7 separate regions of the Mus musculus genome follow, and all the other regions are linked to region 3. The links are chromatin loops, found by intact Hi-C in ENCODE. Cell type or tissue: heart. All regions are shown on one strand. Each heading gives the region's core, and the rest is flanking DNA. Links, peaks and the distances in the headings are about the cores only.

What was found. A loop is a pair of places that touch in the nucleus more often than their neighbours do. Peaks named below come from ENCODE experiments on the same cell type or tissue, not always from the same donor. Only the 100,000 strongest peaks of a DNase experiment are listed, where the experiment ranks them.
Region 1: a loop joins it to region 3, with 6 times the contacts of the local background. A loop is called at or near these places in 33 of 42 quality-filtered maps.
Region 2: a loop joins it to region 3, with 2.4 times the contacts of the local background. A loop is called at or near these places in 12 of 42 quality-filtered maps.
Region 4: it touches region 3 in a loop (2.3-fold over the local background); 12 of 42 quality-filtered maps call a loop at or near these places.
Region 5: it touches region 3 in a loop (2.8-fold over the local background); 12 of 42 quality-filtered maps call a loop at or near these places.
Region 6: a loop joins it to region 3, with 8 times the contacts of the local background. A loop is called at or near these places in 37 of 42 quality-filtered maps.
Region 7: a loop joins it to region 3, with 5 times the contacts of the local background. A loop is called at or near these places in 27 of 42 quality-filtered maps.

What each region holds. Positions count from the first base shown.
Region 1 is chr6:53,792,588-53,797,173 of GRCm38, reverse strand. No RefSeq gene overlaps it. Among named protein-coding and RNA genes, the nearest start is that of Tril, 26 kb to the left of the region's middle. In heart, for the core only: CTCF peaks have their summits at 1,185 and 2,361; a DNase peak (open chromatin) is centred at 2,363; H3K27me3 peaks cover 854 bases.
Region 2 is chr6:53,870,004-53,874,589 of GRCm38, reverse strand. It overlaps Cpvl (carboxypeptidase, vitellogenic-like), which reads left to right. Exons shown (of 13, transcript NM_001289713.1): 13 at 1,066-1,311. The coding sequence ends at 1,176. Gm22910 (a small nucleolar RNA gene) reads left to right here and starts at 2,442; the gene lies at 2,442-2,573. In heart, for the core only: a CTCF peak has its summit at 2,486 (motif pointing right); no DNase peak of the experiment used is centred there; H3K27ac peaks cover 265 bases.
Region 3 is chr6:53,956,131-53,960,716 of GRCm38, reverse strand. All of the region lies in intron 3 of Cpvl (carboxypeptidase, vitellogenic-like), which reads left to right. Among named protein-coding and RNA genes, the nearest start is that of Cpvl, 20 kb to the left of the region's middle. In heart, for the core only: a CTCF peak has its summit at 2,069 (motif pointing right); a DNase peak (open chromatin) is centred at 2,156; H3K4me3 peaks cover 403 bases; H3K27ac peaks cover 665 bases; H3K27me3 peaks cover 259 bases.
Region 4 is chr6:53,880,620-53,885,205 of GRCm38, reverse strand. The region is part of intron 12 of Cpvl (carboxypeptidase, vitellogenic-like); the gene reads left to right. Gm33716 (a long non-coding RNA gene) reads right to left here and starts at 4,170. Exons shown (of 3, transcript XR_377691.3): 1 at 4,083-4,170; 2 at 2,724-2,937; 3 at 2,105-2,148. In heart, for the core only: no CTCF peak of the experiment used is centred there; no DNase peak of the experiment used is centred there; H3K4me3 peaks cover 421 bases; H3K27ac peaks cover 182 bases.
Region 5 is chr6:54,162,962-54,167,547 of GRCm38, reverse strand. All of the region lies in intron 1 of Chn2 (chimerin 2), which reads right to left. Among named protein-coding and RNA genes, the nearest start is that of 9530036M11Rik, 13 kb to the right of the region's middle. In heart, for the core only: a CTCF peak has its summit at 2,541 (motif pointing right); no DNase peak of the experiment used is centred there; H3K27me3 peaks cover 342 bases.
Region 6 is chr6:53,778,623-53,783,208 of GRCm38, reverse strand. No RefSeq gene overlaps it. Among named protein-coding and RNA genes, the nearest start is that of Tril, 40 kb to the left of the region's middle. In heart, for the core only: a CTCF peak has its summit at 1,857 (motif pointing left); no DNase peak of the experiment used is centred there.
Region 7 is chr6:54,226,429-54,231,014 of GRCm38, reverse strand. All of the region lies in intron 6 of Chn2 (chimerin 2), which reads right to left. Among named protein-coding and RNA genes, the nearest start is that of Gm15527, 26 kb to the left of the region's middle. In heart, for the core only: a CTCF peak has its summit at 1,886 (motif pointing right); no DNase peak of the experiment used is centred there; H3K27me3 peaks cover 242 bases.

The sequences.
Region 1 (4,586 bases), core at 179-4,178, 160 kb after region 3:
CTACTGGCTCCCTTTGAGTCAGGAACAACCTGGGAGCCAGATGGAGCCATGTGGTCTTCCCTACAGAGTGCTTTAGTTATTTGAGGAATGCCAGAAGACATGTAACCAATTAGTGGCTGGGACCAGATTAGTGTCAGGATAATCCCGCCTCCCTCCAGGGAGTTCCCTTCTTGTTTGCAGTTGAAAATCCCTTGCTGAGAGCCCCACCAAACTCCAGGAAACACTGGGGGGGGGGTGTTCCACTTCTCCAGACTCCAGCTTCCTGATGCCTAGCCTTCGAAATACAAACCTCATTTTAATTTGCCTTTCTCGGAATGTCTTACATTAAACACAATGACACCTGATTTGCTAATTTCCCTAAGTGGCTGATGGAGGAGAGACATTTCACTGAGATTTTGAGATGGTTATGAGTTTCGCAGGCAAAAGAAATGCATCCTGGGAAAAAAATCACAGGGGTTTGTGTCCTACAGTTCTCCATTACAAAAATGTCAAGTACACATAATAGTCTAGAAATCCTATAGTAGCAAGAACACAGAGACCGAAATCACCACCAGGCAGACACAGTAGCAGGAACAGCGGGGCTCTCTCATGTCGCCATCAGATTAACATATGGTAATTAGAAATATTTACTTTTTATTCCTCATCACGTTCCTTTAAAGATATATGCTGGACATCATTTTCCTTCAAAATGCCTGTGATGGCTAATCTCAGTTGTCAACTTGGCCACATGTGGAATCAACTAAAGCCCTACCAGCTGGGCATCTCAGAGAGAGATTTTGTTGAGTAAACCATTTGATGTCGCGCCACTCTAAGTCTGGGCCACACCTTCCGGTGCCAGTCTACAGAAAAGGACATGGAAGAGGGAAGGTTTTGCTTTATTGCCTGCTTGCCCTCGTCCTCAATGGCAAATCCACCTATCGTGTTGCTGAAGCAATTCTTCAATGGTTTAGAACCTACTCTTTTGGAATTCCAATGTAGACTGAAGACTAGCAGCTCTCTAAGACTCCAACGTCAGATTGGGACTGCTAAAACATCTAGTTTCCTGGAATGAACACTTTCCAGATCGTGGGCCTTTCACGCAGGAGACAGCCTTTGTTCAACTACCCAGAGCTCAGCAGCCTTTTCTCCTCCTGAGCTATGTAGGTTTGGAGGCTGATTAACCCATGTGGCCAACCGGTGAACTACAAGGCTGTGACTCTGGGAGAAGCCCAGTCACTGCACATGACTAGCATTTCTTTTGCACTTCATCTGGTGGCCCGGTAGGGAATGGGGGACTCCAGAGTCCCATGCTCTTGACTGGAATGGACAGGACTTCAATTCTAGCTCTCTTACCTCTGAGCTCTGGCTCTCTCTAACCAAGTCTCTGGTTTCTCATCTGCAAATTCTGTGTATATCCAGGCCTGTGTGATTTAATGAAGTGAAGAAAATAAGGATCCGAACCCCAGTGAGACTGCAGAACTGGAAACGGAAAAACTGGCCAAGAAGCACACGCTCTAGAAGGGTGCATCCCACCACGGACCTGTCGGGGCCCAAGGAAGCTGCACTCCATCACCGATGTGACTGAGCTGTGAGAGAGCTGTGCTTCATCAAAGAAAAGGAGGGAGAACGCGCCACTTAGATGATTGTACATCTTCCCATTCAGTCTCTAAAGATTCTAATTCTTGCTGCCCCGCCTTTTAGAGCCACTTTAGTGTGATTGCCAAGGAAGCAGAGGCTCCCGCGTGCCCCCAGAGCAAGTCTGCTTGGGAATGAGCTGCAGAACGCACAGGAGCTCGGCGGGTTAGAACAGAAGGTGTGCTACCGAGGCCTCGTGGGACCAAAGGTCCTCGGTGTTTCCTGCCACTTCCCTACTGGTGTCTTTGATGGACGACTTGGCCTTGCTAGGGACACTGCTCTGCACATTGCAGGATGCTGAGTCCCCCACTGGGTTCTGTCCCCCAGATGCTAATGTCTACACCCCTCTCCCTTACCTGGCACGTCCAAAAGGTTTCTCTATACACTGCTTATCCTTAGGGGTAAAATTCCTTGCTTGAGACCCACTACTTTTGGTTTTTACTTTGGGCTTCTGAGCAAGGAGAGTTTTAAGAAATTCACCGGTTCTGATATGGATCAGTTCTTGTGGTCTCTGAAGTCTTCAAGCTTCTACATCTTGAGACCTAAAAGTGAGAGAAGAAAAAGGCGGTTCGCGTCCTTGGCGCCTTATCGCTTGATTAATTTTTGATATGGTGGAGCGTGGCTGTGGAAAGCACACTTGGAAATTATGCCGAGAATCCCTGATTGCGTTTTACCTGCCTGCATGCCCAATGCCAACTCTTTCCCTGTGGGAATCGGCTTCATGGTTTGCACCATGCTGCCCCGCAGCGGCCACTCGGCCTCGGTACAAGGGAGACGGTGTAGGTGCTTTTTAAGAATGGAAGAGGCGGCCACGGGGAGCCTGCTGAGCTGGTTCCTAGGCTGTGCAAAAAAAAAAAAAAAAAAAAAAAAAAATCCCTGAAGCCTTGCCATTTCCTTCCTGAGCCCTACGGCTCCTTCTTCTCACCGCCTCTGTAAAGGAAACTCAAAGCTATCCCTTTTTTACACAGAAAGCATCCTTTGGCTAGAGTGATCTGCCTATCGACAGCATTGCTCACACAGATGCAATACCCATGATGTGCTAGTAGTGATGCCCTAATAACGCTTTGCTGGATGGCTTTGCTACAAAGCTCTTTGGCCAATGCCTCCTATGCCCTCCTCACACCACCATCTTGTGAACCCCAGAGGGAGGGGTTCAGGAATAGTGATACAAATGCTTGTGTTTGTCACCCGAAGAGCCTGAGCAAGCCCACTTAACTTCTGGAAAAGCCCAGAGCTGGGCTACTGTCATTGGGTGATGCTGTAGGCTCTTTTTTTATGCGGGTGTGTGTGTGTGTGTGTGTATTTTCTTTATTTACATTTCAAATGTTTTCCCCTTTCCAGGTCTCCCCTTCAGAAACCCCCTATTCCATCCTCTCCCCCTGCCTCTATGAAGGTGCTTCCCGACTTTAAGGACAGCCTTAGAGGAGGACAGAGGCTAAAAAAGTGTGGTCTGACCTGTTAACTCTTTTCTTCTAGAATAACTTTTAAAACCATGCTTCACACCTTCAATGTGAGCCAAATTTTTATATAAATATATATATATCAATAACATATATATTCAGTGATATATATACGTATATATGTATATTCAGTGATATATATGTATATATATGTATATTCAGTGATATATATGTATTATGTATATTTAGTGATATATATGTATATTCAGTGATATATATATGTATATGTATGTATATTCAGTGATATATATGTATATTCAGTGATATATATATCGCTGAATAAAAGTATCAACCAACCATTCAAGACACACAGTGAGTTCTTAGTAGAGACCTTTTCCCCCACCAAGTGTCTCCTATTTCTCAGAAGCAAAATTTCACTTAAGGCATGTGAACCTGAATTTATTTTAGCAACTAATTAAAATAATTTAAAAGTTTAATTCTAGATGAGAGCAATTCAAGTAACTGAGCTATAGAAGCAGGTCTGTCGAGCAGCTCCTCCAAAGCGGGACAAGAAGTAAAGGCTTGGTGCAGGAGTTGGATGGGTGAAGGGGTGAGGGCCTTAGCTGTAGAACAGCTGCCCTGAACCTGCTCAAGTCACTCCTGTACGCATGTGCTTGGACTAGGTTTCTCCAGACCACAGACTTCAAGGGATAAACAGCTCTTCTTCCTCTGTTTCTCAAAACCAAACACTCCATTAATGCTGTCACAAATCGCTCCTTCTCTCTGCCCGAGTAGTTTCCAGACTGCCCTTTACAGCCATTAGGTACTTCAGAAATGGAAAGGGCTAAAACTTACAGTGAGATACTGGCTCATGGTTCCGTGTGTTTAGATATATTTATTCTTATTTATTTTCACTTCTGAGTTTTAATTGCTCTGACTCTGAGGTCCAAGACTAACACGAGTCTGAACTCCCCAAGTCTGGTAATAGATTCTTCTCCAGTGTAAAAGCAATGTCTACAAACACACATGATAAGACATGGTGAAGGGTCAGCCCCGCCTTATGGTTCAAAGTCTCCCTCAGGGGGACACTGGCTTGAGCCATCTTGAGGGTCTAAACCATATTATAAACTCTGGAGACACAAGCAGACCTCATGACCCAGGGAGCTACTCTGTGCTGAGAGAGGGAGAAGGCCGTGGAAGAGTTACACAACAGATTATTGAATCTGTTTCCTAAAAACCTTATGTGTACTGTAGTGGCTATTCCTGGTTGTCAACTTGACAATATTTGGAATGAACTACAATCCGGAATTGGAAGGCTCACCAGTGACCCTTATCTGGAGGCTTGGAGATCCTTATCTGGATCTTGGTTTGAAGATCTTGAGCCATAGTGGCTATGGATTCCAGAAGATTGAATCTCCGAGTTAAGGAACACACCTTTAATCTGGGCTATGCCTTTCATCTGGGATTAAAGGTGTGGTGGAACACACCTTTAATCTGGGCTACACCTTTTGCTGGAGACAATATAAGGACATTGGAAGAAGGGAGTCTAGCTCTTGCTCTTGCTCCTTCGCC
Region 2 (4,586 bases), core at 365-4,364, 86 kb after region 3:
TCCCTGTACCACTTCATCCTCTGCACCCTTGTACCCCTGTATCCTACATCCCTGCACCCCTGCATCCTGCATCTCTGCACTCCTGCACCTTTGCATCCCTGCATTCTTGTATCCCTGAATTCCTGCATCCCTGCGCCTGTGCCTACTCACCATTGTCAGTCCAGGAATCTTTTCCCCCAGAGATTCCTGAGAAGTCTGCCCTGACATGTCTGCATCACAAGCCAGTTGTGACTTCCTCTTGTGTGCTGGATGCTGAAAAAAGCCCCACCTGAGAAGCCTCTTCTGCTAGGTCCACATCTGTAGGTCCAGGGAGGATTGAAATAGCTTACTAAAAACTACCTTAGAGTGATGGTTTAAGTGCTTGCATAACCCTTTTAAAATTCATGGCACACTATGACCCCGCAGAACATCTGGAACACATGAGCTTAGAGGCTCCCAAAATACATCATTTCTGAGGATGAGGCTATTTCCATCTGTGGGGCCTTGAGATTAATCTTGTCACATTTACATATGTAATCACAAGCCTACCACATTTGGTCGCTCACCTCTGGGAGCTGCTGAGTGACTTGCATCCTTGATTTGTGAGTGGTGAGACTTAGCTGGCTAATTAAAAGACAGAGTATGCTCTGATCAGGCGCCACCTGACCTAGATGGGAAAACCTTCCTACCTCAAGCTCCAGCCAGGTAAAGTTTAAGAGGGAAGCACTCACTCTCAGCTACACTCAGGAGCAGTGAAGTGGGAAAGAGAAATCATTTGGAAAAAGATGCAAATTGGTATAAAAGCTAAGGACTGGAACTGAAAAACTTTCTGGACTCTAAGGTAATTTATCACTAGAAGAGCATACGACTCCAAGGCTTCGGGAAGGGAATGGTCTGTATCTATTTCTGTTTTCTGTCTGGGGACAGAACTCAAGGTCTCTACCAGCTAGGTAAGGGCTCTACCACTGAGCTGTAGCAACACTATTCTGAATGTCACATATTTAAAATAGAGTTTCATCTGAGTTTATACTTTCCATGTATTGAAAATATTTATTTCCCTGTGTTCTTTTGTCTTTGTTCTCCAAGGTAATCGTCCGAGGTGGAGGACACATTTTGCCCTATGACCAGCCAATGAGATCTTTTGATATGATCAATCGCTTCATCTATGACAGAGGATGGGAACCTTATAATTCATAAGATACTTTCCTGAAACAGGAGTCTCAATCACAAAATAATATTGTTTAAAAAAAACTAAATATATCATGTAAATTTAAAATTTATCATTTTTATATTTTCAAGGTACTTTTTAGTCAATAAAAGTTTCCCTGAAACAAGTGACCTTTTGAATGACAGTTAGGGATCATGAGCACACTTAAGTGAAAATCATGTGTGTTGATTTATGGGATGAAAAAAAATGGGGTCTGAGGCACTAATGGAATATCTAATCCCTTCCAGGGCAGAAAGTGCAATAAATTGATAGACTCATAACATCATCTGGTTCTGTAAATACTAAGAGGGTTTACCTCATGATACATCTGTCCTAGGTACTTTATTATTGTTCTTGGCAGCCAGAAGCAACTAAGGAAAGGTAGACTAACTTTGGCTGGAGGTTTCAGCCCATCTCAGCAGGAAAAGCACAGCAGGGCTCAGCCCCTGGCAGCAGGAGTGTGTAGAGAGGCTGTTCATATAGTAGTGGGCCAGGAAGCAGAGCTAAAGCTGGGATGGGTTCCTTCAGAGTTCACTCCTGGGTCCTCAGAGCTGAGCCCCCGACATCCTGGGTTCCACAGCCTCCAGAATCGGTTTAACCACCTGGTAAATGATTGTTCACAACATGAGCCTGTGAAGACACTTCAGATTCAAACTGTAACAGCCTCTGATGATGTTGATGAATATTACGGAAAAAAACAAAAAACAAAAAAACAGCTGAGCAGTTCATCCCAAAGAGAGGATGTAGGTATAAGAGTCTCCAGAGGGGATTTTAAACACAGGAAGTCTCCTCATAGAAGTTACCTTGCAATTCTCAGAGACAGAAACCTTCCTTGGAGAAGAATGGTCTGTCGCTAACTCTCTGTAAGCTGGGACTCTGATGCACAGAGAGAAATCAATCTACCTTCTCTCTCTCTCTTTTTTTTTTTTGGAGTTTGTAAGCTTGGTTGCGTTGCACACATTCAGTAAACAGCCTGTAGGGCACATTAGATGAGTCGTTTTAAAGTCGCTGCTTCCTGCAATAAATAAGGGGCAACCTAACTTTATGTCATTGTTAGAAGTAAAATTTGAGCTAAGGTGTTTGGGAATATACATTCACCAGCGTTCTTCTGACTAAACGGCCACATCGGGGCTCATTTCTCTTTGGCACACGCGTCTTTGAAATTCTACAGCATACTTAGGTTTTGAGCACGCATCACTCAGGTATGATTTGGCTCACTGGAGAATTATTTTTTTCCCCTTTATTTGAAAATAGACCTGTTCCTAGAAGCTTTGCAGGTGTGGCTGCTATGTCACATGTACATCAGTAGGTGGCAGAGAGGAGAGAGGCTACATCTATGTTGAGTGTTCTGATTTGTGAATAGATGAATGTTTAGTAGCCTAAGATTCCCTGAAAAAAAAAAAAAAAAAAAAAAGAAAGCCTTAGATGACCCTCAGTCTGGTGCCTGGGGGCCTGAACAGGGAACCTGAGATGGTCATCAAGGCCCAGACAGGTTCCCAGGATGGAGTGTAAGCTGGAGACTAGAAACCTTCCTGAGACCATAGGCCTTTGGTGAGAATAAACCCAAGAGAGACAATCCTCCATACCTTGGGGTGGGCCAGGGAAGGAGCAAGCCCAAGATGACCTCCAGACAAGAGCCACGGGGCCTGGACAGAAAGCTAGCCTAAGATGACCACCAGTCCAGTGCCTCACAGGCCTGCAGGGTAGGCAGACCATACCCAAGATGATCCCTGCCCAGCACCATAACACATGAGCAGGGCAGGACACTTCTGAGACCTCTCCTGAGACAGCCGCAGACACTCAGGCCACCCCAGGCACACTAAGAAGAGCAAGTAAGTAGTAGAGAAATGGGACATAAAGGGAAACAGAAGAACGTGGTCGCAGCAAGAGGGGCAGACCTGGAGACTCGAGGGTAATTAGGAACAGCCTGATTCAAGTAGCCAATAATACCACCTGGGACCTTGGCTTGTGCTGCTACTGGAGGCCACATCTTGTACTTGCAGCAGCAGGGGTCTGTTGTCACCGAAGGCCAGGCAAACGTCTCTGATCTGAGCTGCCACAAGCCCTGTACATTTCTGGAGTTGCAGGTGAATTGCCCCAAGGATACAAGCATTGGAGCTGACCCTGTCTTCCCCTTGACCCCTCACCACCTGTGGAAGGTAGGAGACCTGACCCTGGGGTCATCAGAGCTGGAGAGCTGGCCCTTCCCCTCTCCTGCTGTAGCACTCAGGAGAGCAGACCCTGCACCATGACTGGACAGCATGGTAAAAATGGCTCTGGATATGGGGATTGTGGGTAAGCTGTCCTGAGGGTGTGAGTGTGGGAGAGCCAGCTCTGCCTCCTATCTGCTGTACACTGGTGTTGAGGGAGAGATCCCCTCCCATCCCTTTTGCCCTTGTCACCTGTGGTAGGTGGGAAAGTTGGCCCCAACAAGGTCATGAAAGCAGGAGAGCTGTCCCTGCTCCTCACCTGTTGACCTGGGCAGCACAGTAGAGCTGATTCTGATGGAGAGGGTGGAGGTGATGGGGGTGGGGGCAGAGTCAGCTGGCCCTGAGGATATGAGCTCTGGAGAACCAGTCCTGCCTCTTGTCTGCTGGGTGATGAGGTACAGGTGAGGGAGAGACACCCTCCCCTAACACCTTTGTCCCTTGCAGTCTATGGCAGATGGGAGTGCTGCCCTGGGGTCATGAGAGTAGGAAAACTGGCCATGTGTCTCACCACCTGCCACACTCAGGAGAAGGGACTCTGTATCTCATCTGGGCAGCAGGATAGAGCTGGTCCTGGTTGCTGGGGGTGGGGTGTGGCTAGTGAGCTGACCCTAAGGGTGTGAAAGCAGAAGACCTGGGCGCTGGCCAGCTCAGATACCTCTCAGCACCAGACTCAGGGCTTTGAATAGATGCATTCCAACATGGACTCCATCAATGAACTGTGCAGAAAAGCTCTGGTGCAGTTATACAGATCCAAACTACAGGATTTTTGTCAGACAAACATCTATTTTCCTTTTTTAATGTTTTAGTGGTTCTTTATGAATTTCACATCATGCACCCCAATCCCTCCCACCCTCCCTGTGCCCTCCTCCTACCCGCCCTCCACCCTTGCAGCCTCCCCCCACCCCTGACAAAATCTCATTGTGGAAGCTGTAGTGTGTCAGAGTGTGACCTACAATAAACCCTTTGTCCACACTTCTTTGTCCTCCCACTTTTTCCTCCCCTCCCATCTGGATCTACCCCTTTCTGTCTCTTATTAGAAAATAAGCAAGCTCCAAAGGAATAATTAGGAACTGATATAAGATAAAATACACTATGACAAAACAAAACAAAAAAAAAACCCTCAAATATTGGAATTAGATAAAAACAAACTAAAGGGAAAGAACCCAAGAAAAGGAAGAGACCCACTTGTT
Region 3 (4,586 bases), core at 353-4,352:
CTGCCTCTCACATTCCTTCTAAGCTATAGCTTTCTTGCCTGGGGCTTGTTATCTCCTGGGATGTTTAGGGAAGAGCCTGGTGAGGAGTCTACGGGCTTGAGGCTGCCTCTTGATGAGGAGATAAGTCAACGCTTGATAAGAGCTCAGAGGAGGTTGGGGATGATCTAAGAAGACAGGGGGAGACAACTGAAAAAGTTAATTTTCCCTATGAATGATCACAGTTTAAAGACAGTTTAATGTTGTCAACAGGAAGCACTGTGAACAACCTTCCCTGGGAACACATGGCTGTCGTAAGCAAGCTGTTCACATGTGTTGGGACTATGTGTGTAGAATTAAAATGGTTCTGCCAAGCTACTCAATGATTCTGGTTACAAAACTAATTGCTTTAAATAAAAATCCTTTTCCTTGATCAACATGGCGTGGCAGCTGAAGCATCGTAGGCAGAGAGATCTGTGCGGCAGGGTGGGGGTCCACTCAGATGCACCGGGGGGGGGGGTGTTAAGACTTTACCTTGGGTACTAATGGCTTCACTTAAGAGAGAACATGTTACGTAAAGCAAGCAAGCCTCCAGTCGTTGCATTTAGAACTACAGAGAGGGTGTCACTGAGTTACCACAGCACACTTGCCACTTTAAGCCTGCCTTGAAGTCTGGCAGTGGTGGGCTGTTGCATCCTCTTTTCTAGAATGGTGTTTCTTAGTGGAAGGGAAGAAAGGGTTGGCTAGAAAAATGTATGCAGATTGGGTTCTGGCCAAAATACTGCCCCCACACGTGGTAAGCTGTTTAATTCCCTAGAGCCACATCAATGGAATTGTCTATGTAAAATACAACCACTAGTTAGATTGTTTTGTTTTGTTTTACTGTATTCTTTTTCTCAATTAATTAATTAATTAATTAATTCATTCATTCATTCATTCACTTTACATCCTGATCACTGCCCTCCCTCCTGGTCCCCCCTCCCCATATATCCCCTCCCCCATCTCCCCTCCTCTTCTCCTCTGAGAGAGTGGAGGCCCCTCCCCCTGGGGATCCCCCCCATCCTGGCGCATCAAGTTTCTTCAGGGTGAATCCTCTCCCATTAAAGTCAGACAAGGTAGCCCAGCTAGAAGAACATATTCCACATAGAGGCAATAGCTTTTGTTATCGTCCCTGCTCCAGTTGTTCAGGACCCTCATGAAGACCGACCTGCACGTCTGCTACATATATGCAAGGGGCCTGGGTCCAGCCCGTGCATGTTCTTTGGTTGGTGGTTCAGTCTCTGAGAGCTCCCAAGGGTCCAGGTTAGTTGACTCTGTTGGTTGTCCTGTGGAGCTCCTATCCTCTTCAGGGCCCTTAATCACTGGTCAGATTTTTGTTGGCTTGACACAAACACCTGGGAAGAGGGAATGTCAATTGGAGAGTTACATCTATCAGATTGGACTGTGGAGTATTTTCTTGATTAGTGATTTATGTGGGCAGGCGATCTTTGGAGGTATAAGAAAGCAGGCCGAGCAAGCCAATAAGCAACATCCCTCTGTGGCCATGGATTTGGTTCCTTCCTTGAGTGTTTGCCCCAATTTCCTTTAATGATGGATTATAACATGTAAGATGAAATAAGAGCTTTCCCACCCCAGTTGCTTTTGGCCATGGTGTTTATAACAGCAATGAAAAGCAAACTTAGAACAACCATGTTGATCGAAAGAACTGAAATCGTTGTCTTTAGTCCCTGTTCCTGACATACTGACTCTCCATTTCAGCAACGTGTTGATGTGCAAATAGAAATCATGTCTACTGTGTCTTGTTATCTATCTCTGACTGTAAAGCTGGGGTCTGGTCTGGCTGGAGATACCTTTAAAAAGTCTAGAGTATGCATAGCTGACGCTTGGAAGGTGACAGGCCACATCAGGACCAGTTTAGATTTCAGGAATTTTGCTTTTATGAAGGCACACAATCGTTTTCTTTGTCCATCATCGAAAGTAAGTAGTGGGATATGCTGGTGTAGATAGTTTCACGGACAGAAGAGAAGAAGTGCCTCCTTGGGGCTGGCTGTTCATCATGCAAGAAACATTGAGGAAAGAGTAGCCAAGTTTGTGACTGGCCACCAGGGGTCGCCAGAGGAATTGAGAGGCCAGTGGATAAACTGGATCTAGTTCTTTTCCTTTCCCCTTACTTTCCCTCCCTCACTTTCTCCCTCCCCTCCCTCTCCTCCCTCCCCTTTCTCCTCCCTCCGGAGTCTTGATTGGGTCTTTCTGTGTAGCCCAGGCAGTCACACTTCTGTCTTCACTTCCCTAGCTACTGGGATTGCAGGCTGCCACGGTTGTTGTCGGTTGTTGTCTGTGCACCAGGACAGGGCTCAGCCACTTGTGCTCCACCCACGCGCAGGGCATCTGCTGTTGTTCTCCGTGTATCTCACAAGTCCAGGATTCCTCTGCTCCTTCGCATTTCATCGTGTCTTCCTTCTCTCAGTAGCTCTCGACATGGTTATACTCAGGCCCTTGACTCATTCATAAACTGTTTCTTTTCTTCATCTTCAAACAGGTAACTCTTTACCCGGGGCGATTATCCATCTAAGCCATCCATCCCAAGCTTGAATAGCCATCTCAAAAGCCCTGCCTTTGAGTCCTCAATCGCGTGTTCCTCTGCCCACCTGCCCCTATATGTAGCTACACGTAGCTGTCTTCCCACTCATCAAAAACCCAACCTGAACTGACACTTTAAAAAAGGTAACACCAGACGCTGCCTGAAAGAAGTGTTGTGACTGTACCTGCTGCTCATATAAATAACAACCTGTGCTTCCAGGCAGAGGGCACGGAGACACAGCGAAAGTAAGGCATGGACTCAAGGACACGCAGATATAAAACAGCTAGTCGGAACTCCAGTCCTGGCAGTGTAGCTCCCATAGCCACACTCTTTACAGAGTACTTTTTTTTTCTTCCTGACTGTGAGTAGGAGCTAACCCACAGCTTTGGGAGAGCAGACAGTGTGTGCTATTAGATGAATTTACACACTGTGCTGGATGCATGGGGCATGGTGGTGATGTGACTCACTGCTGCGGAGAGACACCCCACAACCTGAGGTCCAGTGACCACAAAAACAGCATGGCCTTATCACTGTGCTGTGTCTTCAGCGTATGTAATGTCCATAAGTGGAGCACATGTGTAGAGAAGAGTCCTCAGACATCTCCGTGACTAAGTTTAAGAAGTTAGACTTGGGATGGCAGGGGGGGGGGCGGTCTTTAAAAATCCTTAATTCCGAGTGTATACCCCAGAGCCGAGAGATGGTGGGTCTGAATGTACCCACTATCAAACCTGAGGACCTGACGGCCCCCTGAGCTCCATGGCAGGAGAGAACCAGCTCTCAAAACTTGTTTATTAATGCTCACAGGTGCCAGTTAATAAACAAATAAGCAAAAAAATGTACTGAGATTTAAAAAGAAGTACTCTGCAATATAAAACGTATTGATGAAGAAAATCACTTTAAAGCTTTGAGATGGGAGACCTAAATGTCTTGAATCGTAGCTAAAGTAAGATTAATATTTTCAAAAGTCTGAATTCCATCCTACCTACCACCAATTAGCAGAAGTTCCTTATTTCAGTGGCCCCCATGTTTGCAGTGAGGTTTTCTTCGTCATGTCCTTGTGCATTTCTCCTCTTTCCTTGGAGAAGGGCCTCACCTCACAAGTGAGATCTGGATATGTCATGGATTATCTATAAGAATGTTATGCCGTTCGTGTGGGCCATAGCAAGTATTGTCTATCCTGGTTATGATGTCATGATTCGTCACACAAGCATGACGTGCTATGGCTGACTCTCGGGTACATAGCATTAAATAGCACCTTCATATCGCAGCACCTGGTTCAGGTATGGCATCAGTGCATAGGCTGCTCAACTCATTGAAGGAGAAAGACACATGGTAGGGGTTGGGTTCTCTTTAAAACCAGGTGCTTCAAGGGCCGCTGAGCACCAAGGAGGCAGGTCAGCTGAGGTTGGAAGTCTGCTAGCATCCCAGGAATGCAGGGTGCCGTGCTTCACGGCCTCATGAGAACCCTGTTTGGCACATTGCTGTTTGACTTGTCCTGTAGTGTGGCCTCTTAGGACCAGGCTATTTTTCTGAGTGTCTAGAGATAACCTTAACCCTGCCAGGTCACAGGAAGGTGGGGGAGAAGAGAGTATTGGAGATTAGTTGCCTAGGAGACTGAAAAAGCAGGCTCTCTATCATCTAGCAGGTCTCTAGCTGTTTTTTTGCTTGTAAGAATCGTCGGGGGAAAGCTGAGAGTGCCATCCTACTCCACACAGGGGTCAAGGGGTGGGATAAGGGGAGTACAACTCCTCTGGCTTCAGTCAAGGCAAAGTCATTTGAAAAGAGATTATCCACATTATTTTAATCTATGACCAAGCTTGAGGGCTACTGGTCCACTGCTGTATAGGAACCTAGGAAGGTTCTGAGGGTTGGGCATCCTGAAGTCAGTACCCCAGCACCCCATACTTCCAAGAGGCTGGGAAGGGTGGGGATGACTTCCTTCCTGTTCTCCTGGTTTTCCTACCCCTTGTTATATGGAGTTTGATTTCAGTACTGGGTGAATGAAAGTATAGGGGGCTGGGGGTCCTGG
Region 4 (4,586 bases), core at 311-4,310, 75 kb after region 3:
GTGTAGTGATCTTAGATAGTAGTGCATCTGTGTCCCTCTCTGACAGAGAAGGACTTGTATGGGGCAGTGTCTGCTTTAAATGCCAACCAGAGTGTTGGTTCTCAACCAAAGCACTGGCCAGTGGCCACTGGACACAGAGGATTCCTTTCTATTCATTGTTGCTCAAATACTATAAGAGGCTGGTAGATTTCTATGCCAAAGGGGAGAACGTCTATTGTTTCAGCCTGTGTAGTCTTTTAATGAGTAAACTTAATGATTTTTTCCCCCAGTTATTCCACAAAGCTTCTTAGCGTAGGACAAGGGTCTTCTATGGCTTGTCTTCAAGAGGTTGCTGAACTTAGAAGGAAGAAAAAAAAATCATGTCTTTATTTTTACTAACCCTTTGCTGAAAGAGTATTTCCTTCCATTGTGAATTATGAAATTTGGCATTTCCTTTTACTTTTGAGTGTCGGAAACGCGTCCCAGTGGTGTTGGCAGTGTCTTTGAGTACCTCACCAGAAAGAAGAGCTATTTGCATATCGGATTCGCTGTCACAGATCCTGCTTTTGACATCTGGACATGACTTTTATGCTCACCATTAGTTGAAAGCCACAGCCTTACTAAAGTGCATGGGACAGTGGCTGAGACACGCCCTTCGATGGCATGCTGCTCCCAGTCACCTGCTGCCTCCGACTTGGCCCATCCTCTCAGTAGTGCCATTCTATCTCAATAGTGAGGTTTCAGACTCCTCAGTAGATTGAGTTGTCTGTTTATTTGTTTAGACCTGAATCCAGATGTCCATTACTTCTACAGTGATTTGATCCATCAACCAGGGACAAAGCCATCAATCCTTGAGCCTTTTGAGGGATACTTCCTATCTAACCCGTGCTATGCCTGGGCAGGTCACTGCTCTACTCCCTAGCTGGGTGACATCAGACAAGCTATTTGACTTGTCCCAATGGTTCCCCACCCATGACACATTAGATTTCTTAAACTGGCTGGCATGGATAATAGTGTTCATCTCTGGTCTGTTTTCCCTTGCACAAGCATTGCTATTGTTGAGTATACACTCAATATCTCAATACTTAGTCTTAAAGAGAGAAGGAAAAATTCACAGGAAGTTTTGGTATTGTGATTATTGAGATAATGTACACTGATTACGCTGCTGGACACCCAGTGAACACGTGGTATTTGCCTCTCTCTGTGTAGCCGTCTCCTACGTTAGTCTGTTTTCAGTGGGCAGGAAACTCCCCTCTGTGTTCATGGGGTCAGTCACTGATAGTTAAAAGTTCAAGCGATTAAATTACTTCAGTAATGCTTATCAGATTGACCTGGAGCTGGGCCCAGTTATTGCTTCTCTGCGGGGGGAGGGAGAAAACCATCTCTATTTGAATTAGAGGTAGGGAGAGCCGAGGTGGAGTTTGCCATTCATTTTTCTATAAAGCGCTCCATTGATAAAAGTGTCTAAGTTAAACAAGAAGTTAGTTCTTTCCTATTTTCTTTTAATTGCCTGTTTGGAGATAGGGGCTCACCATATAGCCCACACTGATCTCAAACGTGCATTCCTCTGGCTCCGTCAGTGTTGGGAATACAGATGTGTCTCACCATGCCCGCATCCAGTATTGAATTATTTCCAAACCCTCCAGTCTCCTGGTTCAACAATGATCTGAAACACACCTGTTGACAATAAGGGAAGAGCACCCAGCCTTTCATTTTCTTTTCATTTGTACCAAATTTCTAACATATGGGGGGAAAAAGAAGGGAATTGTAGCAGGCAGCGGGCAAGCATCAAAACAAGAAGGCGAGCTCCCTGGGCCTGCGCTGTCCAGGGTGGGGAGCTCCATATTTATTTTTGTTTCTACTCTTTATTTCTTTACACAGCAGCCTGAGTCCCAAGGTTTAGCTTCTGGCAGCTCTGCCTTCCTGGAGCTGCTGTGTGAGGGGACTTCCAGCTTTGGTCTTTGTTTCAGCTCTGTTGCTTTGCGGAGTCCTTCCCACCTACTGGGTTGAGACAGGGCCTAACCTCATCCTCTCTCTGATGGAAGACCAGAAAAAGCCACAAGTCTCCCACCGATCCCTGGTTGAGAGCTTGGCAGCATCAGTAGGCATTTTTTTTTCTTTTTTCTAGTTTAAAATTAAATACTGAAGGCATGCTCCGTAGTCACAACACTGTGGAAAGGTGAGACAAAGCAGAGATCAATGCCATTCTCTTTGCTGGCAGATTAAGAAATCCAGTGTTCCTATGACCCTGGCCTTCCCTCCCCAACTCCCTCCCTACTACCTCTGGAAGGAAACGTCTTGTGTTTGAAGTTTATCATTCTCTTCCTCTGCTTATTTGTGTTAACAATCCTTTATATACATAATCTTTTTCTACAAGTATGTGCTTTGTCTTTCTGTGCTTAAGCCCACATAAAGGGACCGGTTGGTGTGTGTTTTGTGGTAATATAACTTGTGCCAGCCTACACTGGCCTGGCGAGGTTCTCCCACATTGGTGAACTCAGTTGTGCTGTTATTTTTCAGTGCACGATCCGGTTGTGTTATTTACCCATCTATTGCTGGTGGACCCTTAGGCCACTCCCAAGGCTTTGTGCCTACAAATGGTCTCACTGTGAACATTCTTGCTCCCAACTCTTTGTGCCTATGACGTGACTAGATAGCATGTGTCTTCCACATTGGTTGTATCCTTGAGTCTAAGAGGTCGGGTTATTGAACACGGGTCTTCTTCCTTGTTATTTTTTACTCACCTGGGCTTTTTATGTGAGGGAGGCTTCACATCTTTTCTGTGCCTTAATGCTTGCGGTTAGTAGTCTCTTCCTCTTGCCTTCCCGCCGCCTACTTTTCTGGCCCCCATCAACTGCACTGACTGTGGAACACCCATGTCTCCGGGTGCTTTGGTTGTAATAGTGTTTGTTTCTTTCTATGTATCCCCTTGCAACTCAACTCCATCAGCCAGTGGTTCTGCAATAAAAACCAACTAGTCAGCAATAAGAAACAACTAGTCAGCAACAAGAAGCAACTAGTCAGCAACAAGAAACAACTAGTCAGCAACAAGAAGCAACTAGTCAGATCATCGGGTTCAGCTGTTCCTTGCAGCTACAGCCCAGCCTTAAACAGCAGGAGAGAGAACCCGATTCTTTCTTTCAGAATCCTTCTCATTTCCATCACCTGCCCATCCAGACAAGGAGGAGACAGGATTCAGCTGGTTTGCTCTGCTGAGATCCTGCTTTGCCATAAGCCTTACCAGAAAATGAAGGAGAGCCGTCATTGCCCCCCCCCGCCCCCCCCACCCCCACCCGGTCCTCAGCTGGCATCTCTCACATCTGCTTTGTAGTCTCCTGCTCTCGTTGGCCTGGTTCGATTCATTCCCTAATGCTCGTCATAGAAACCACAGAGAACTACTTAAAAAGCACAGCAGTGCATTCATACAAAGCAATAAAAATAGTGCGACGTTTAGGGGAGCATTGAAACGCCATAAGGGCTTTCCCACACTGAAAATTCCCAAATGGAACTCAGTTGCCTTGTGGCAGTGTTCTAAAGGATGCCGCACAAGAGCATGCTAAATTTGTATTTATAACTGCCATTGTTTAATTCTTTCCTTTCCCAGGAGCTCCTTAGCTGATCTAAACTCATCCGTTGACCCTTGCCTCAGTACTTTTCCAAACTGCAAGTCTGGTCGTGCTTAAAGCCTCCAACTTGACTCCCTTGGCTGAAGTCTAAACTCTACTTGGCTTAAAGAAGACTTGCTCAGACTACAGACCTGCTTCCTCCCCCCCCCCCCCCCCCACTTCCCAGTTAGAATTCCGAGGGACAAAGCAAGACACCATTCACAAGTGCTGAACCTAGCAAGCCCCATGGGTTCTCACACCTGCCTGATTAAGTGCTTGCTGCTTGAGCTACTGAACTACCCCCCTTTTGCCTATCAAAACTCAATTCTCAGGCTCGGTCCAGGAAGCCCTCCTTGATTCCGCTCCTTCTCTAGGATTCTGATTAGGTACATGCCCTATTGTGTCTACTACCCTGGGCACCACTGAGAGCCAGCTTCTGATGGACATGAAGGCGCTTGAGGCTAAATAACGTGTCATGGTTGGTTACACACCACTCACCATAATCCCTGGCACGGAGCGCATTCAATCCAAACTGCTTCCGTTTCATCCTTAGACCTGTCTCTCCTCTCCTTCCCTTCTCCCTCCCCCATCCCTCCTCTCCTATGACGTGTGAATTTTCGTGTGCATTTTGATCCATCTCCCAGGGAAAGCGATGTCTTCTCTGCACTTAGAGAGGGCAGGGTGTCTTCTAGGCACCAGACTAGACATGCCGAGATAGTGAATCGTTTAGAACAATCCGGGGCTGTGTTGTTTATTTCAGCCACAGACCATTTCCCTTCTGTGTTCCCCGTTCTGAAACATGGTGTTATGAAAGAACTCGCAGGCTTCATTATCCTGCTGCTGAGGACAGCATCCTCTCCTTTCAAAGACTGGATTCTTGACTTTAGTTTGGTTTCCTTAGCTTAAAAAAAAAAAAAAAAAAAAACAATCTGCACACAGAGTTTGCTTCCTGAAAACAAAGGAAACCGTAAACAATAGCCACTCCCAAGTCATTAGCCAGCA
Region 5 (4,586 bases), core at 224-4,223, 210 kb before region 3:
GGTGTTCTGTCAGCTGCAGCTGGAACGCTGCGCATCCCAAGACTTTCAGCTCCAGGATAAGCCATCACGGTGGAAGCACAGAGGAGCAAGTGGAAAGGAATTTGGGGACTGGCTAATGAAGACAAATGAAAGATGGCATGTGTTCTACCTGGGTAAGTGACAACCGAAGAGGAACCCTGTAAACATCCAGGAGAGCCGGTTTCCATCCCTTGGCTCAGTGGAGAGTGACAGGAGAGGAGGAAACATTCCTGCCAGGCTTGGGAAATGAGGAGCCCTGGAAGCATTGGTCCAGAGAAAGACCTAATAAGGCAGCTGGAGGAGACCTTCCTACTCAGAGACTGTTTCAGATAAAGCTATGTGATTGCATCAGGGGATTGTCTCAGAAATAGGAGGGTTGTGTGGTTCCCACCTCCCCATTCTCCTTCTCACAAATGCCAGCCCTCCACTGCCACTTTTGATTTATCGATGCACACATTTGCAAATGGGCTGCAGGGGACTTCTTCCAGAGAAATTGCGTGAAAACAGGTTTCTCAGTCAGTTCCAGGGCAGCCACACAATGAGAAGGCACTTCAGGGTTTATAGTGTGATTAGCTTAATGGGTCCAGAATGAGTTGGGACCGATTGAGAGCAAAAGACAGTAACAGGAGTGGGGTGCTGCCTCTGTGTGACTACAGTGTCTGTGACAGGAGTGGGGTGCTGCCTCTGTGTTACTGCAGTGTGTGTGACAGGAGTGGGGTGCTGCTTCCGTGTGCACTGCAGTGTCTGTGACAGGGGTGGGGTGCTGCCTCTGTTTGTGCTGCAGTGTGTCTGTGACAGGAGTGGGGTGCTGCCTCTGTGTGACTGCAGTGTGTGTGACAGGGGTAGGGTGCTGCCTCTGTGTGACTGCAGTGTGTGTGACAGGAGTGGGGTGCTGCCTCTGTGTGACTGCAGTGTGTGTGACAGGAGTGGGGTGCTGCCTCTGTGTGACTGCAGTGTGTGTGACAGGAGTGGGGTGTTGCTTCTGTGTGACTGCAGTGTCTGTGGCAGGAGTGGGGTGCTGCTTCTGTGTGTACTGCAATGTGTGTGACAGGAGTGGGGAGCTCCTCTGTGTGATTGCAGTGTGTGTGACAGGAGTGGGGTGCTGCCTCTGTGTGACTGCAGTGTGTCTGTGACAGGAGTGGGGTGCTGCCTCTGTGTGACTGCAGTGTGTCTGTGACAGGAGTGGGGTGCTGCCTCTGTGTGACTGCAGTGTGTGTGACAGAGTGGGGTGCTGCTTCTGTGTGACTGCAGTGTGTCTGTGACAGGAGTGGGGTGCTGCCTCTGTGTGACTGCAGTGTGTGTGACAGGGGTAGGGTGCTGCCTCTGTGTAACTGCAGTGTGTGTGACAGGAGTGGGGTGCTGCCTCTGTGTGACTGCAGTGTGTGTGACAGGGGTAGGGTGCTGCTTCTGTGTGACTGCAGCGTGTGTGACAGGGGTAGGGTGCTGCTTCTGTGTGACTGCCTCCCTGCTTCGGAAGGTCTGAGATGCATGTTAGGCCACTGTGAAGCTGAGCAGACCACAGCGGCTAAATGGTGCCAGGCCCAATAAACCGCTGCAAACTGTTAGATGAGAAACCTTCCAGAGATTTCTTGTGAATGCCTCTCACCTGCACAGGTTCTCTGCACTGTCCTGAGAAATGGGGCCTTCTGCACTTTCTCTTTGAAAATGGGTTGGAAAACAAAATTAGAGTAGGAAATGAAGGTTTTGGTGTGCATCATCTGTGGAGCACAACAGGTGTTTTTTGTTTGTTTGTTTTTAACTCGTTTTGAGATTATAAAACAATTGCATTATTTTTCCTTTCTCCTTCCTCCCTCCAAATCCTCCCATGCACTCCTTGCTCTCTTTCAAATTCATGGCCTCTTCTATTAATTGCTGTTATGTATATGCATATGTAAATGTAAATATAAATGTATATGTGTACATAAATACATATTCCTAACTATAGCCTGCTCAGTCTGTGTGTGATGTTACTTTGATGTATGTTTTCTGGCTGACCATGTGCTTCCCGGGGAAGACTACTGCTCCCAGCATTCCTCAGTTGCCTACAGTTCTTTGTGTGGGCGGAAGGCCGCGTGGGCTTGTCCCATCATCCACTTTAGCATGACTATTGTTGTTGTCCTTGTTCTGATCGGGTTTTAAACCGTCCTGTTGGTAAGGCTTTATGGGTTTAGCTTTGGTCATTCCTAGAAAACCCAATCCCACAGCAAATTCCCTGATCCTCTGGCTCTTGTCATCTTTGCACCTCCTCTCTCACAATGGTCCCCGAGCCTTAGGTTTGGGGGTTATTCTGTAGCTGTATCAGTAGGGATGAAGCTCTAGAACTCTGAAGTTTGACTGCTTCTAGTTTTCTATAATGATCTCTGTCTGCCTCCATGGGTTTACTGGAATGAGCTTTACTTACAGGGAAGAGTTCGTGAGGACAAATCCCTGCAAGTTACCAGAATTTTCTAGATCTTTAGGCTGGGCCAGAAGATGAACTATGCAGAGATGAAGAGGTCACCAAGAGCCCTGAGCTGGAGTTTGTGGTCACTAGAGGGCACTGGGGCCACACGGAGCTTCTGGCTTGGGCCACTGATGCTGCACTGAGCTGTACTGAGAGCCTTCCATTCAGCAAGGGCTTACTGATGACTACCAGGGGGTTTGGTTGCACCAGCGCTCAGGAGAGACGGGTAGGAAGCTCTATGGGAACTGCTTGTGGTGCTTCCTTCTCATCTCATCTCTTCTTTTCTCTTATAGCTCAGTCACATTGGCTTTTCTCTTGGTCCTTGGATGCGTCAAGTTAATGCATATGGTGTCTGCCACATGACCAGCTTTCTGGAGTCCTCTAGACACTCTTCCCAGATCATGCACTCTCATTCTTCCCAGCGCCTTTGCTCTCTTGAGGATGTTTGACCGTGTACATGTATATGTCTTTGTTTAGTTATCTCCGTATAGTAGTGACTACCACAGTGAAAGCAAGGGTCTTGTTCTCTGCTGTCTATGTCACTTTCAGCCTACGGGGTCTCTTTCATGAGCTTAGACAAAGATGTCTTACTCAGGTAGGTGGCCCGGTAATTGAACAGAGCCTACAGTTGGACAATGAGAAGATGCCTCTCCTAGGGGACATGGATCTCAGCTATAGCTTTGTAGCCAGGCTAGGAGGCCCCACACTGACTTGGGTACAAATGGTAGAATTTGAAATTTTCTGATTACTATATGCTAGGATACATCCGTTATTAAGTCAAGCCCTGACTAATGAAAGTCAAACTCATAGTGCACATTTCGTGTGAGAAGGACAGCTAGAGTGCTATTTTCCAGACTTTGGAGAGTGGGTCTAGACTGGGTCATTCTGTCAGAGGTTGCTTGGGCCAGTCACCTCTGACCTTGAGTAGCCCTGTCCAGGGCCCTGCAATAACAGTCACAGACAAGTATTATTTAAACACAAGGATGAAGGTCCTAGAGAGAAGGATGAGAAAAGGCAGCTAGCTTCTGGTACCATAGCACACTGCACCTGCTTGAAGGGTCACTCAGCCACTTACATACAGAACACAACAGCAACAAGGACTGCCTTCTGGACAAACAGGCTGCTGGGGTATGACACACAGTCCAAGGTATGGCCTAAGACAGACAAGACACAAGAGACAAAGTGGCCTAGCCTGCTAGCTAAGGCAGATGCTGATATGGAAATTGGGGCCCCAGTGTGGCTAGAGATAAACTTAGAGAAGTAAAGAGGACTCAGAAAACCAAGAGTTAGAAGAAGGAGCTAAGTACTCTTTGCACTGAAAGGAGGGAAGAAGTAAACAGGGAAGATGCAGGACCCAGTGTGTGAGCCACAAAGATTATTGCAGTGTTGGTGTGAAGCTGGATTAGAGAGTGAGAGGAGGGGAATGAGGGAAGGTGAGTGGCAGTGAGATCAACCAACCAACCAACCAACCAACCAACCAACCAACCAACCAACCAACCAATCAATTATGTGAACAATCTGAGCTACAGTTGTATCAGTGGAAATGGAGGAAATGTATTTGATAGATGTTGAGACAGCAAATGAGTAGAGCCTGTGATAAACTTTTCTCTAGGCAGCGAAAATGGACATGGTACTGGCCTGGCAGAGGAAGACTGGTCTATGGCCTTGGCAGTGGGAAGGAGGGTGACTTCTTTCCTACAGTTGGGAAAATCGTGGAAGAAACAGGCATGGCAGATGGCAGCCCTCACTTTCCAATGTCAGAAAGAAGCAGCGATGGGACAGCCAAGTGAACACATTTGAGAGGCTTGCAGGACAGACAAGAGCCTGGCCCTGGGTGTCTATGAAGGGAAGGCCACAAGCAAATGGTGGCTGCAGACAATGAAGCACGGGGATGACAGAGGGTCAATGCTCAGTGCACAACAGGCCTCCGAAGAGCCTGGCAAGAAAGAACACAACCTTGGAGGGCGTGAGAAGGAAATGAGCAGACGGCAACCAGAGGGGAGAGAAGAAAGGGCAAGGCAAAGCCACTCAGAAGGGGAAGTGGCGAGAGGGGCAGAGGCCACTCTGGGGAGACAGGCCGGGCAGGAGGCAGGCCTGCTGCAGCAAGAGGGTGTGGGAGGGGTGA
Region 6 (4,586 bases), core at 232-4,231, 180 kb after region 3:
TATTCAACTCTTTTGGCTTATTACATTCAAACTAGGTTAATACTGGGAAAACCACAGGTTTGGGGGCCCTCATACATTTAAAGGCAAAGGAAGCCAAAGGGAAGCGTTTCTCTAAGTGCGATAAAATATCGCCACCTTGTGGATTTACGGCATATTGCGCGTCACTGTTCTCTGGCCTTTGGATTATCAATTTGCCTATCAGTGGTCAGAATCAGGCCCCAGGGAAGCCAGGGAACACACCACCTCTGAATGGTATCTTAGCCCTTTGTTTTTTCATATAGAGTCTCACTATGTTTCCTTGGACTCAAAATTGTCTTGCCGCAGCCTTTCGAATGCTAGGATTTTAGAGATCTTTTTACTACCACGCCTGCCTCCCTTTTTCTTTGAATTTTTAATGGTGCAGGATTCACAAATAATCATCAGAAAGTCTACTCTATGCTTAGATAAAAAGTGTTTTTTAAATATATTCATCTACAAAATATGTGGAGATGATCCTAGTTGAATGAAATGCAATGGACTCCCCCCACTGGGTTTAAGGGCACCTTTGGAAGTACCCATTCATACCTGACATGCGCAAGCTAGAACTTCTGTGAGTGGCCAAAAACTTAAACACTGATAGTCTGCCTCACTGTTGGCAATAGATAAGAAGACCTAATTCTTTGAAACCTGTCCTCTCCAGAGCTTCTGGCTCTTCTGTTCTCCTTGTCTCCCTTCCCACAGTGTTGCCCGGAGCCTTCCCAGTGCAATTGGTGCAGTTGGTGTGGTTAATAGAGATGTCCTGTTTAGGGCCCAGCAGTCAGTCACTTTGTCAAGTTCCGCATCACGCCACTGACTGTTGCCCACGGCCAAGGGAAGCTTCATTAAGCAAGCTTGAGAGAAGTCCTGGTCTATAGATGTAAAGAAATATTCAGAATTATACAATTTAACAGCATAATCATTTAGTAAAAATAGCATATGCTCTCCCAGGCCAGGGGCTTTTGACCAGGTTCTAGTACCTGGCATGACATTTCCTCCAACAGAACAGAGTTCAAAACTCATCAAAGTGGCTTATTACCCGAAAACAGCCATGCCACTATGGCAGAAGTGGGCAGATATTGCCTGGCAGCTCAGCATGGAAGGATGCGAGGTCTAGCGCTGAGAAGATCTTTATTTTTTCCCACCAGGAGCCTGCACAGACCACAGGCACTTGTGAAAACGAGCCAGCAAGGAGGAAGTTCTCCAGTTAGTGTGAGATTGATTTCTCTATGTCCTTATAGCCAAAGTGTGTGGTGACGTCATCTGCTGCATCATACACTTGAAATTCTCAAAAAATAAGAGATAAAATTAAAAGCTAGACTTAGGTTGTCTGCCTATGCTGGAAGCAAGAAAGCAATTCTGAGCAGAGGCACTGTGGTGGAATGGGCTTTCAGAGCAAGGCCTGGGAGACCATCCCAGCAAAGAGTGGGGCTCTGTCTTTTAATTTATATTTTAGAAAGAAATGGGCTGTGAATAACCACAAAACTAACAACAAGTCATGGTGGTACAAGCCTGTAATCTTGGTTCGTGCTTGAGGGAGTAGAGACATTGTGAATTGAAGGCCATTCTGGGCTACATGCAAGGCCCTGACCCTGAGTCAGTCAATTGATAAATCTGCCTACCTATCTCTTATCTGTCATCTGACTATACTGTGGTTTCTACAACTCTTTGTTTAGAAAACCATTTAAGGCATTTACCTTCATGTCTCTTTTGACATTTATGTTGGATTTATTTACTTATTTAAAATACCAGTCAATGCACACATTCAAGGCAGGAATCAAGCCGTTGTCAACAGGGCTAGAGGACTTCTACTCAATCATGCTGAGAGGTTGTCGCCCTCTGGTGGCCATTGTGTGTATTTACATATTTAACCCAAATTTAATGTGGTAAGGAAAAAAAAAATACAAGCCCTTTCTGGGTCTCTGAGAGTTGTCAAGTGCACATAATAGCCTTGTTGAGACCCGAAGCTACCAGTAAAGTTAAATCATTCTTGCCTTCATTAGTCCACCGCTGTCCATGAAGGTGTGAGTGAATTCTTATTCACTCACCTGGTATATCAGGAGTCACTTTGGACTGTGGGACTCAGGCACACCAAATTGGCAGTACTGTACTGAGCCGGGAGCCCAAAGCCCCAGGCTGCTCTCTGCTCTTATGACGATGGGAACAAACATGGAAAATGTGGGCTGGATGGGTAATGGGGCAAATAACTGGGGCATACTCATATGGTTCATTTAAAACAGAAAGCCCCGCTTTGTGGTGTGCTTAGTAGACTCTTGTGCACACAGCTGTTCGTGTTTGCATGCACGTAGGAAGTTCCAGAAGACTAGATGCCAAACCGGTAATATCACCGAGATGAAGATGTCAGGAGAACTGACACCTTTTCTTTTGAATTTATCATCCATTCATTTTCCAGCATAAATTTGCTTTTCCTTTGTAGTTAAGCAAAATAAAAATGCAAAAGGAAGACAAACATGTGCCCATCTTAAAGGACTATGCCCCGGTGTGTGTGTGTGTGTGTGTGTGTGTGTGTGTGTGTGTGTGTGTGTGTGTGTGATAAACAGGTTAGGAGATGCTACAATGTATTCTGTGATTTAGGACTTTAAATCACTTTCAACATTACAGCCCCGTGGTCATCTAAAGTGCACATTTTTAAAAGTTTCGGTAGAATTTACAGTTCCCTGAATTAGGGACCTGGAGGTGCTTGCTTGAACACAGACCTCAGTAGCCTGCTGCCTCCTGGAAGCTGAGCAACTGCCAGAACGAGAACTCGGGGGCCCCAGGCTCCCATTTTGTTATTTCTACAATTGTTGATGTTGTCGATGGAAGCCCTTCTGTGAATTACAAAGCTGATACTGGAAGGCAAGCCATGTTTTATAGAGCACATTTATTAAAAGCCACTCAGATACCATTTATTAACAACAGTCCTTTGTGTCAAAATACATAAAGCTCCAAGTAGTACAAGAAATTGCATGAAGTGAAAATGGCTGAGAGCGATAAGGCCAGGTCAGAACAGGTTGAAGCACAAACCAAACATGACAAGTTCACACAGGCTCTAATAAAAACTCAACTTGACAAGGGTGAATCAGAGATTTGCTTTGGAGTTTTTACCAATAGTGAAACAGAGAAGAAACAGCGAACTACAGGAGTCGCAAAGTTCCAAAAGGCACGAGTGGATTGGTTGCTAAGAAGGACAATCTCTACTAGTCTATTGAGAAGAAGGGGACAGGGACCATGGTTGGCTGATCTGGTTAACATGAGATGCTCATTCTGCCCTGGAAGAGCAAGACAGATGGAAAGGAACGGGTGCTAGCAAATGAAGGTCTCAGCAGCCGGCTCCTAACAGCCAATAAGCCTCATCCGTGTTACTGCCCTGCAGTGACCCCCACCTCTGCTCCAACCCCACCCCAATCTCCACTTCTCTTTTAGGCTGAGTTCCAACGACTGGGTCCCCTGGCCTCTTCCCTGCCTCCCTTGTGTTTAATAATACAGCTCTGTCCCTTCCCCACACAGACAATGGGAATTCAGATTTTGTTCTCTTAGAGCGGCCCCTGGGCAGGCTGGCTCCATTATACACATTTGCCACAGTGGTATCACTACAAGCGGCAACACCGTCTGACCCCCTCCACTTGGTCCTTGTATATTCTAATCTGTCTTTGACTAGCAAAGACCCCAAGTGTGCTGGTTGCTTTTGTCAACTTGGCATAAACTTAGAGTCAGTTAAGAGAGGAGCTGAAATAGAGAAATCACCCCCATCACATTGGCCTGGAGGCAAGTGTCTGGGACGCATTTTCTTAACTGATAATTGATGTGGAAGGATCCAGTCCCTATATTTGTGTGTGTGTGTGTGTGTGTGTGTGTGTGTGTGTGTGTGTGTGTGTGGTGCCACTCCTGGGCAGGTGGTCCTGGGATGTAAAAGAAAGCAAGAGGAGCAAGCCAGGAGTTGCAAACTAGTTCCTTCATGGCTTCTGTTTCAGTTCCTCAGTGAGGAAGTTAACCTGGGAGCTATGGGATGAGATAACCCTCCTATAATTGCTTTGGATATGGTCTTTATCACAGCTAAGGTCCGATGTGAGACCCCAACTGGGTCACATCATCTCCTTTGTCAAGGGCATCCTGGCGTTTCTTCCTTCGTCCCAATGTTGTTATTTTCTCAGTCTTTGCCCGTTGAGACACAGGGCACAGTCTGCTATGACCTTGTCACCTTTTGAGTCAGTCTTCAAACCAGGCAGTTCATCCCCCGTGGTTGTTTGTGTCACCCCCCACCCTACGTCCCCACCCCTGTTTGGAGCACTTTCACTTAGCACCCAAGTTCACACATCAAAACACATTGCGTAATGACAGACTACGACGTCCTAACCCAGGGCAGTAAATGGGCTATTCATCTTACCAACTCTTGGCCTCAGAAGGAGACTTGAAAGGAAAATAAACAAAGTTGTGAATTTGTGTAGGTGGAACCTTCCAGATTTCCTTTCCCAGACAGCACAAGAAAATTAGGCTAGGTGCCCACACAAACATAGACACTGCTGTTCTCTGAGTCTCCCCAGTTTTCCTAACCATGGGAGGGGAGAGAG
Region 7 (4,586 bases), core at 341-4,340, 270 kb before region 3:
CAGAGGCTCAGAACTCTCCTTAGGACTCAACTTCTTTCTCTGCAAGTTCCATTCAGGGCTTACAGGAAACCTGTTTCTTGCCTAGTCCAGCGAGGCAGAGGGAGGGATGAAAAGTCTTCCTGAAATTATGGTGTTCTACTGGCAGTGACCGAACCACATAAAATGCCCACTCTTGAACCAATCAGTGGCCAGGGCAATGTGATTCTCCCATCAGCCTTGAGCTATAATCCTCTTCCAAGATGACATCTATAAACTGAGAATGTGTGGGATGAGCATCAGGGTACCATTTCCAGGAGGTGTTGAGTAGATTCTGAGTAGCAAAATGACAGCTATTCATTGTGGGAGACCGGTGGAAGACCAGGTGTGCAGACAGACACCACACAAGAACAGAAGGCCACACCTGTGCTGGGCCAGAGACACAAGACACCACCCCCATCTTAAGCTCTGAGCCTCAGTTTCTCATCTGTGTAGGGAGGAGGGAAAGGTCAGGTTGGTGGATCTTTATTGGCTATGCAATCACATCTCCATTCACAGTTTCTCCATCCATGAAGTCAACCAACCAAGGACCGGAAATACTTGGGTAACATGTATTTGAACATATATTAACTTCTTCTTGTTATAGTTTCCTAAGGGATGCATTATCACTGTGAGCTGCATAGATCTACATGTATTCACCGTCATACGTAACAGAGAGATACTTCACAACACTTGGGAAGAGGTGTGTGGTTCATGCAAACACTACCCACAGCACCAGGGACATGAGCATCTCCTGGAGCCAATTTCAGGTAGATAGGAAGGCCATCTGCATATGGCAGAATTACCAGGGCTCCATTCTATGTGGCCGATTCCTCTTCAGACCCACTGGAAGTGGGTCTGCACTCACAGAGGGCAACGCCTTTGAGAGTCCTGTGGGACATTATTCCTCCTCACTGTATGGCTTGGGTTAGGTAGCAGCCCAGGTAAAGCATCATTTACCTCCTCAGTCAAAGGTGATGGCTGTGGTGCGGTGACCCCTGAAACCACCCTGGAGACCTGCACGTGCATATCTTCCTGAAATCAGGTTCTTGGTTCATTGGTGTCTGTTATGAGCAGCAGGTTTTGGTGGGCCCATCAATGTTGGGAGCACCTGAAGGTCAGTCCATGATGCTAAACCAACGTTCTTCTAAGTGGTTGCTACTGTAACTAATCCTTAAGAAATTGCCCTTTGTTAAACATTGCTCATTTTGCATAAAGATTTGCCTGTAAACGTCTATATAAACACCCCTTCTCTTTGCAACAAATATCTGAGCCCAGGGCTTCCTTCCATACTTAAACAGTTTACCATCACAGGTGAAGTGCAGGATCAGACGTGTGACTCCGGCAGCCTCCCACTAAAGCAGATGCTGAGAGTTACATATACGCCAAAGCAATGCCGAAATGCAAACATTTTCCTTATTTTTGAAAGCAGGGCTATGCTTCATAAAATGCACCATGTATACTTGATGACCAGATGTTCCTACTGGTACTATATCTAAATAAATGAGTATTTAAGCATTTGAAATTTAATATCTAATATAGCAAATAGCAATAAGATATAGTCAAGTACTCTTTGGGATGTTCTGTAAGTTTAAACAGTCCAAGAAAGTTCTGGTGCCAAGAAGTTTGTACACTTCTGGCTCCCAAATCAGCCAGTCGGATCCCTGGGGCAGCCCAGGCTAGCAGAGCAGCTTTTGCAGCAAGCGAGCACACATTGAAAAACACCCCCAGCAACCTGACAGCCAAGTATGCGCTATAAACCCCAAAGAAGTGAGGATGCTTCAGCGAGTTCACTGCTGAAAAGTTGTTCATGCTCATTACTCCCACATCTGCCAAGTTTGATCTTTGAGGTTGTCCAAAGTATAGCACACTCCTCCTGTCTACCACAAGATGGCAGTGTTGCACAGAAAATAGCCAATGTTTGGGCCAAGTGAGGTTTTTTGTTTGTTTTGTTTTTAAAACAGGATATAAAGGAGGGTTTGTAAAGGGGCTGACACACACACACACACACACCTGTATCTCCTGCAGAGCTCTAAGCCTAAGAACAGAGAGGGGGTGGGGGGAACTGAGGCTTTTGGAAGTCAATCCAGGTCACAGATGACCTAACTCAAAGTCAGTTATTCCTCTACAGCAGGGGCTCCTAGCTCCTGCTACACATTAGTACCAATAGGAACTTCTAAAATTGCAGGCCTGGGACTTATACCAAGAGTTAAATATAAATGTCTGGTGCCTCTGTTCCTTCTTTCTTTTATTTCAGCTGGTGCTGAAAACCAAAGCCGGGACCTTGCACATGCTCGCCCGTCTCTTTACAAAGGTCAAGCATGGCTTCTGGTTGTTTTTGAAATTCCTCAGTAAATTCCAGTGTGCAGCCAAGGGTGAGGACCAACGCATCATACACTTTGTCACCACCAGTTACGTCTACTTGGGGCATGCAGAGTTAACTGCGGCAATTCCCGCACACCCTGGGGCCTCTATCAAATGTGCCTCCATGTGAGCCAGTGCACACCTGTGAAGGGCTGGGAAGGACGGCCAGAGTCTAAGCTAGGAAACAAGAGTCTCTGAAACAGAAAAGCAGCGAGCTGAGGTAGAATGTCCATCTTCTCTGCCTGGATCTACCTCCCGGCTCATGGCCCAGGGTCTCAGCCCGGGTAGCACTAGATAGGGGAACCTCAGCAGCCTCTGACTCCACAGGTCAAGAGGACTGAACGCGTTGTCTGTTGTTTGGTTGGTTTTCCTTCCAAAACTCTCATCTACATAAAGGGAGAGCTCCCCTCACCTTCACTGCCCCACCCCACAACCAGGTCAGCTGTTGCTCAGACCCCTGATAAATCCGTGTGGTTAGATTCTGACTTCAAAACAATAGCCAGTAAATCCTGGCTTCCTGAGAGCATCAAGCTAGTTCAAATCCATTCACGCAGCGATTCTCCGTTCCGTTTTTATGGCCGTGTGTGCGTGGCAGGAAGATGGATGACCACAGTCATTACTGTACCTGTCATTTTCACTAGCCAGGCTCCGCTCATCTTCATTTACCCTTGACTCCTGAGAGGAACCTGGTTATGTCAGTTATTTCCAAAGAACCTCCTGAGGAGAGAATTGGCAGTTTTTCTGGACCCTGTAATCCAAGCAGCTCTAGTCCCACCTCCTTTATATCAATGGTCCAGTCCCCACCAACGCCCCTCTGTGTGTCTGTGCTCCGCATGCATGTGTGTTCATCTACGTGTGTGTGTGTGCTGCGTGTGTGTGTGTGTGTGTGTGTGTGTGTGTGTGTGTGTGCCTGTGTGCTGCGTGTGCATGCCTGTGTGTGGGGTGCATGTGTACATGTGTGAGTGTGTATGTGTTCATGTGCATATCTGTAAGTGTGTGTGTGCTTGTGTGTGCATATGCATGGATGTGTAGGTATGAGGGGGTGTGTAATTGAATGCAGCTCTTCAGCTTGGCTAAAGGCACTGGTCAATGTTCTACTTAAATCTAATGGACACAGAGAAACTCAACATCCCAAAACCAAGCTCCCAAGCACAGCACACAGTCGTGAGCCCATCTGAGAAAGGGACTGTAGCATCGTCACATGTAAGGCATGCTGGGCTTCGGAAGCCAGTTAGCTTTGTACAGGATGCTATGAGAACCATGCTGACTAAGGGCATAAGGACTGCTGTGTGCTTGGGCTGGCTTCTCCCACGCTTTTCACTACCACACTCTCTCTGATTCCTGTCTCTCTTGCCTGGCCCCTATCAGTAGACTGGACCCTGGAGGCTGCACCCTGCTCCCTGCACTGTGCCCCTGGACTTTGGCTGGGTTTGCCCAATGGGAAGTGCAGGCAGAAGGTAGAAGGAGAGAAATTGGGGGCTGGGAGAGGGACAGTGATGTGGGGTATCAGTTCCCACTCCAGTTCTCATGAACCTTCCAGAATCTTCCTGCTACCCCTGGACCCTTGAGTAAGTGGTGGTGGCCCGCTCTGGATAATCCAAGGGAAAGTTTTCCAGTTCAACCAATTCTCTTGAGACTTCCAGCCTTCTGCTTCCTGCAGGGGTCCTGCTGGGGCCACTAAGTGTGATATGACTTCACTTCAGATCCGGCTGATTCAGGCAGGCACCTAGTGCTGTAATGGACACACCTCAGAGATCTTAATTATAAGTAGTCTACATGGAGTGAAGATTAAGGCAGCATTTTCTGAGCCTTTGAGAGGTTTCAGAAACACCCTGTGTTTCATGTTTCAGTCTCCTGTCATGTACAGCAAAGCATCTGCTCAGACGGTCTCTGGATCCCCTCTCCTCTGGGCCCTGGCTTCTCCTCATGCAGCAGGAGGCTCACAGCCCCTGGATCAAAGAGCTTGTCCAGAGAAGAGCCTTGACCTGGCTCTGGGTGCATCTGAGATACACTGATCTTCATTGTGAATTTGGCTCCGTTTGTGACATTGCATTATCTGCTCCTGCTTCATTCAACAAGTGTTTGCAGGTAAGCACTTAGGGATGTGCGGGGATTCGGAACCAGGAGTCACCAAAAAAAAAAAAGGCTTTCACCTGGATGCGTAAAAGCACCAGATCACAAGTTCCCCAGCACTGCCTGTGTGGATC